Regions from separate parts of the Homo sapiens genome. Here region 1 is linked to region 2. A link is a loop called in an ENCODE intact Hi-C map of the cell type or tissue named here. Cell type or tissue: dorsolateral prefrontal cortex. All regions are shown on one strand. Each heading gives the region's core, and the rest is flanking DNA. Links, peaks and the distances in the headings are about the cores only. Region 1 overlaps RETREG1 (reticulophagy regulator 1). Region 2 overlaps MYO10 (myosin X).

Evidence for each region. Peaks named below come from ENCODE experiments on the same cell type or tissue, not always from the same donor. Only the 100,000 strongest peaks of a DNase experiment are listed, where the experiment ranks them.
Region 1: a loop joins it to region 2, with 2.3 times the contacts of the local background. A loop is called at or near these places in 7 of 110 quality-filtered maps.

Annotation. Positions count from the first base shown.
Region 1 is chr5:16,567,759-16,570,672 of GRCh38, reverse strand. All of the region lies in intron 2 of RETREG1 (reticulophagy regulator 1), which reads left to right. Among named protein-coding and RNA genes, the nearest start is that of RETREG1-AS1, 47 kb to the left of the region's middle. In dorsolateral prefrontal cortex, for the core only: a CTCF peak has its summit at 1,565; DNase peaks (open chromatin) are centred at 1,242 and 1,552; H3K4me3 peaks cover 411 bases; H3K27ac peaks cover 2,500 bases.
Region 2 is chr5:16,665,258-16,668,171 of GRCh38, reverse strand. It overlaps MYO10 (myosin X), which reads left to right. Exons shown (of 41, transcript NM_012334.3): 41 at 1,379-2,914. The coding sequence ends at 1,480. Among named protein-coding and RNA genes, the nearest start is that of RETREG1, 50 kb to the right of the region's middle. In dorsolateral prefrontal cortex, for the core only: a CTCF peak has its summit at 1,141; DNase peaks (open chromatin) are centred at 867 and 1,171; H3K4me3 peaks cover 589 bases; H3K27ac peaks cover 2,500 bases.

The DNA.
Region 1 (2,914 bases), core at 257-2,756, 98 kb after region 2:
TCTGCCTTGACTCATATCTGGTAGAGCAGAGCCTGTTTTCCTAAATAGACAGTAATATGTTCACCCTCTACAGGAACTCCCTCAGGGAAATCTCAGGACATAAAGCCACTCATACATTTTATCTGCAACCATTTTATCTTGGTGTAGAGTAAGCTAAACATGGACCCAGGAAGCAAGCTGAGCATCTGAGTGTTTTCAGTGTTTCCTCAAATTTGGCCCTAGTCTGGGCACAAGTTATAAGGAATAGACATGTGTGGAAGGCCAAAGGCAAAGCTGAAAGACTTTGCAACTGTCTTTTTCTCACTCCTGGCCCCTCACACACAGATCGTTTCCGCTGTTGACTCATGGGCTTGATATTCATGCAGATGTGGAAATTTCATACTCACAAATTGCAGGAAACCTTTACATTGCAAGAATTCAGTCCTTTAAAAAAATTAAGGTAGTAGAATAGAAAGAATGCCAGCCTAAAGGGCCTCATTTTTGAGCTAGTTCATTCCATTTCCTACCTGTGGAGAAGCCCCATGATAGACTGCATTTGTTTCTGTGGCTGTTGTAATAAATGACCACAAACCTGGTGTTTCAAAACAGCAGAAACATCTTCTCTTAAAGTTCTGAAGGACAGTAGTCCGAAGTCAGTGTCACTGGGCCCAAATCAAAGCGTTGGCAGGGCTGCATTCCCTCTGGAGTCTCTAAGGAAGGATCCATTCCTTGCCTCTTGCAGCTCCTGGGAGTTGCGGGCATTCCATGGCTTGCAGCCGCATCACTGCAATCTGTTTTCATGCTCACCTGACCTTCTCTTCTGTCTATGTCAAACTTCTCCATCTTCCTCTTGTAAGTACACTTACGATTGCATTTGGGGCCTACCTAGATAATCCAGTGTGATTTTCTCATCTCACATTTCTTAACCTAATCACCTCAGCAGAGACCCTTTTTCCACTTGAAGTGACAATCATGGATTCCAGGGATTGTGACTTGGTATCTTTGTGAGCTATGAGTCAGCCTCCTATACCATCTGAACCTCTCTGTCCTGTGAAATGGCAGAAAACATCCTCATACCACAGGGCTTTATAAGAGGTCAATAAAAGCGTCAAATAGAAGGGCCTTCAGCACAGTAGCTGTCTACTTCGCCCAGCTGACATGTCATCAGGGCCACATGGGGTTTGTGTGTTCCTGGGTCAGTCCGTGTTGAGCCCCTTTCTGTGCTGAGGCCCAACCTGGGTGCTGGGCTCCCTGTGGGGAACCAGACCTCTGTCGAGGCAGAGCCTCCCTGCAATCCTGTAGATCAGGCCGTTGTCCAAGGACAGGCTTTCAGTCTTCACCGGATGACAGTGCTCTGAGTGTAGCATTTCTACTGCATGAAAAATTAAAAAAAAAAAAAAAAAAAAGAAAGAAATGGGAATGATTACTCTGTCTTCCTAGAGCTCTGTTTTCTGTGCTGAAGAAACTCTGGTGCCAGCTTCATCCTCCTTCAGTAGAGTCTCTTAGGACAAAGGCCCATTGGGGAGCCCTGTGAATAGTTGGCAGCAGTCCCATCTCGCAGGCCTCCTAGCGCAGGGTGCTGCTGCTGCGATGAATCAGTCTCTGCAGGGCACAGTTTGGCTTCACGTTAGATCCAGATGCAGTTACGGTAACTCCATGGCGTCAATCAGAACTGCCAGCTGCTCTTGTTAGATGCCCCGGCTTATAGCAACGACAATGACAATGAAAGGACGACCAAGTCAGCAGTCTCCTCTCCTTCCCTCTCTTCCAGCTTCTCTGCTTCCCACGTTTTCTCGCTAAAAATATGAAACTTTTATTGTTGAGAGTTTAATTGTATCCTTCCCCCAGTTATTATTTTTGTTTTATTCTCTTAGAAAATTTTTAAGTGTACAGTATTGTTTCCCGTGCATGTTGTTGTATAGCAGATCCCTAGAGCGTTTTCATCTTTGATGACTGCAACTCTGTTCCCATTGAACAGCCAAGTCCCCCTTTCCCCTGTTCCCCCTTCCTCCAGCCCCTGGCAACTACCATTCTACTTTCTGCTTCTATGACTTTGACGACTCCCAGTTACAATCTTTGATACCATCTTAGGTGCTTAATATGAAATAGATGGATGAGGCCGGGTGCAGTGGCTCATGCCTCCGCATGACCTCAGCACTTTGGAAGGCCGAGGCAGGTGGATCACTTGAGGTCAGGAGTTTGAGACCAGCCTGGTCAACATGGTGAAACCCTGTCTCTACTAAAAATACAAAAAATTAGCCGGGCGTGGTGGTGGGCACCTGTAATCCCAGCTACTGAAGAGGCTGAGGCAGGAGAATCACTTGAACCCAGGAGGCAGAGGTTGCAGTGAGCTGAGATCACGTCATTGCACTCCAGCCTCGGTGACAGAGTGAGACTCCATCTCAAAAAAAAAAAAAAAGTCAGTGATATCATCTTGTGAGTGAATGTTTGTGAAACCTGTGGGAGCCCATGTCTATTTTGTATTGCCTGTGAACATCCTCTCGCTGGGATGGATTTCTCTCTCTCCCTCTCTTTGTCATTGTTATGTACCTTGAGTGTGTGCTTCCCTGCGTTAATGCCTTTGTCTGAACTCTGGGGAACTCTTCTATGGCCTGGAAAACTCCTCCTGCATCCTGAAACTTTTCCATGACTAGCTTCATTCTCTCTCATTGAGATAGAACCAGTCATATCTGCCCCCCGCTTTCTTTTCTGTTTGTTTGTTTGTTTATTTTTAGAATTGGGGTCTCACTGTGTTGCCCAGGCTGGAGTGCAGTGGTGTGATCATAGCTCACTGCAGCCTCGAGCTCCTGGGTCAAGTGATCCTCCTACCTCAGACTCCTGAGTGGCTAGGACTACAGGTGCATGCCACCACACTTGGCTAATTTTCTTTTTTAATTTTTGTAGAGATGGGGTCTTGCTGTGTTACCCAGGCTGG
Region 2 (2,914 bases), core at 128-2,627:
TTTCTTCAAAACACGAAAATACAGTGTGGTGGTCCCTTTCCAGCTGCCGGTTCCCTGCAGGCCAAAATCTGAGATCACCATATTTTTTTTGTATACTTTTGCAACAGAGGAATCTGGTTCCATTTTGCCAAGGAGTCTTACCCTTGGAGGAAAGGCAGAGAAAGGGAAGTGACATAGATGTCCCTGAAAAAGTATATTATTTGCAACAAAACCTTATGAAAATTAGTTAGCAATTATAGCGGTGTCACAGCTGTGAGACTCGGCTCTGGTGGCCTCTTGAGACCAGGAGGGAGCCGGGAGCATGACCATCCTGGGTGCAGCTCATTCTGGATTGTGAAACCACACACACTAAAAGGCCTCTAAATATATGTGCTACCAGCCTCCAAGTTTAAAAAATATAATACAAGAAGCTTATTGAGGCTTCCACAAAGGGAACAGCTAGCAAGTCAACGTGGTGAGTGGAGAGGAATCACCTGCTGCCTGGTTTGGAATGGAGAGGCATTGAGGAGGGCGTTCCAGCTGCTTGGAGGATGTGGCATTGTAGGTTCCCTAGGCTGATGGGGAGTCGTGCAGTGAGAGGGAAGAGGGTGGAGAGCCCTTGACTCAAGGGTCCCAGGTGCCAGGCTGCAGGATTTGGTGAGATCCAGTAGACAACAAGGAACCACTGTGGGATCTTTGATTGTGCATGGCATAACAGTGAATTTACAGACAGTGATCTCTGGGGTGGGACTGGAAGGGAAGAGAGCAAACAGGGATATGGAAGCCGGTTATGATGCCTGCACAGGGATCCAGGCCAGCTGTGAGAAGGGGTGGCAATGACGGGGACATCATGGGAGGGAGCTAATGGAGATCCCAGCTGGAGGAGGTGGCTGGTGTGGAGCAGAAGCTGGCCTGGCGTCTGGGGAGCTGGCCGCTCTCCCAGCCCCTGGGGCCTCAGTTATCTTGTTTCTTCAGCTGCTTCCTAAGGAGTTGACTAGAATTAGATGATCCAGTCTTTAAAGGCTGTAATTGTGGACTCTGTCATTTCACATTTATTTTAAGCGGGGATAGTAATCCCAGCACTGTTGACACCGAGTAACTTCAGCGTCCTCGGTTAGTTCTGGATTTTAATGTGCAAAGTCTGACAGTTTCCATCAAGCCAAGTTGGCACGTTTGTGCCACCAGGTGGTGCACATTGTATTTGGAAAAGCTGAGATTCCACCTTTCCCTGATGAGGAAGGTGAAAGTGGTTAAACTTCTGGCTTCCTGCAAAATGGGATCCGTCGATTAGCATGGAAGGCTACGGGAGGGTGCCCAGGGAATGTCTGGATTATTAGGCAGGGCCCTTTGCCTGGGGGAGACTTGTGACGCTGTGTCGGTTCTGCTTCCCCCTGGGCAGGTGGTGGATGTGGCCAAGCTCATGAAAGCCTACATCAGCATGATCGTGAAGAAGCGCTACAGCACGACACGCTCCGCCAGCAGCCAGGGCAGCTCCAGGTGAAGGCGGGACAGAGCCCACCTGTCTTTGCTACCTGAACGCACCACCCTCTGGCCTAGGCTGGCTCCAGTGTGCCATGCCCAGCCAAAACAAACACAGAGCTGCCCAGGCTTTCTGGAAGCTTCTGGTCTGAGGGAGGTGTCTCCGAGGATCCTTTTGCCTGCCGCCTTCATTGATCCTGTATTAAGCTGTCAACTTTAACAGTCTGCACAGTTTCCAAAGCTTTACTACTCTTAGAGGACACATGCCTTAAAAAAGGAGGGGAGGAACCACGCTGCCACCAAAGCAGCCGGAAGTGCCTTAACTTGTGGAACCAACACTAATCGACCGTAACTGTGCTACTGAAGGGAACTGCCTTTCCCCCTTCTGGGGGAGACTTAACAGAGCGTGGAAGGGGGGCATTCTCTGTCAATGATGCACTAACCTCCCAACCTGATTTCCCCGAATCTGAGGGAAGGTGAGGGAGTGGGAAGGGGGATGGAGAGCTCGAGGGGACAGTGTGTTTGAGCTGGAGTGCTGCGGGCAGCCTTTCTCATGGAATGACATGAATCAACTTTTTTCTTTGTTTCATCTTTTAAGTGTACGTGCTTGCCTGTTCGTGCATGTGTTCATAAACTCAACACTTTAATCATGGTTTCATGAGCATTAAAAAGCAAAGGGAAAAAGGATGTGTAATGGTGTACACAGTCTGTATATTTTAATAATGCAGAGCTATAGTCTCAATTGTTACTTTATAAGGTGGTTTTATTAACAAACCCAAATCCTGGATTTTCCTGTCTTTGCTGTATTTTGAAAAACACGTGTTGACTCCATTGTTTTACATGTAGCAAAGTCTGCCATCTGTGTCTGCTGTATTATAAACAGATAAGCAGCCTACAAGATAACTGTATTTATAAACCACTCTTCAACAGCTGGCTCCAGTGCTGGTTTTAGAACAAGAATGAAGTCATTTTGGAGTCTTTCATGTCTAAAAGATTTAAGTTAAAAACAAAGTGTTACTTGGAAGGTTAGCTTCTATCATTCTGGATAGATTACAGATATAATAACCATGTTGACTATGGGGGAGAGACGCTGCATTCCAGAAACGTCTTAACACTTGAGTGAATCTTCAAAGGACCCTGACATTAAATGCTGAGGCTTTAATACACACATATTTTATCCCAAGTTTATAATGGTGGTCTGAACAAGGCACCTGTAAATAAATCAGCATTTATGACCAGAAGAAAAATAATCTGGTCTTGGACTTTTTATTTTTATATGGAAAAGTTTTAAGGACTTGGGCCAACTAAGTCTACCCACACGAAAAAAGAAATTTGCCTTGTCCCTTTGTGTACAACCATGCAAAACTGTTTGTTGGCTCACAGAAGTTCTGACAATAAAAGATACTAGCTAACACGCTGTGTGTTTCCTTTATCAGAGGAGGCTCTAAAAACCATG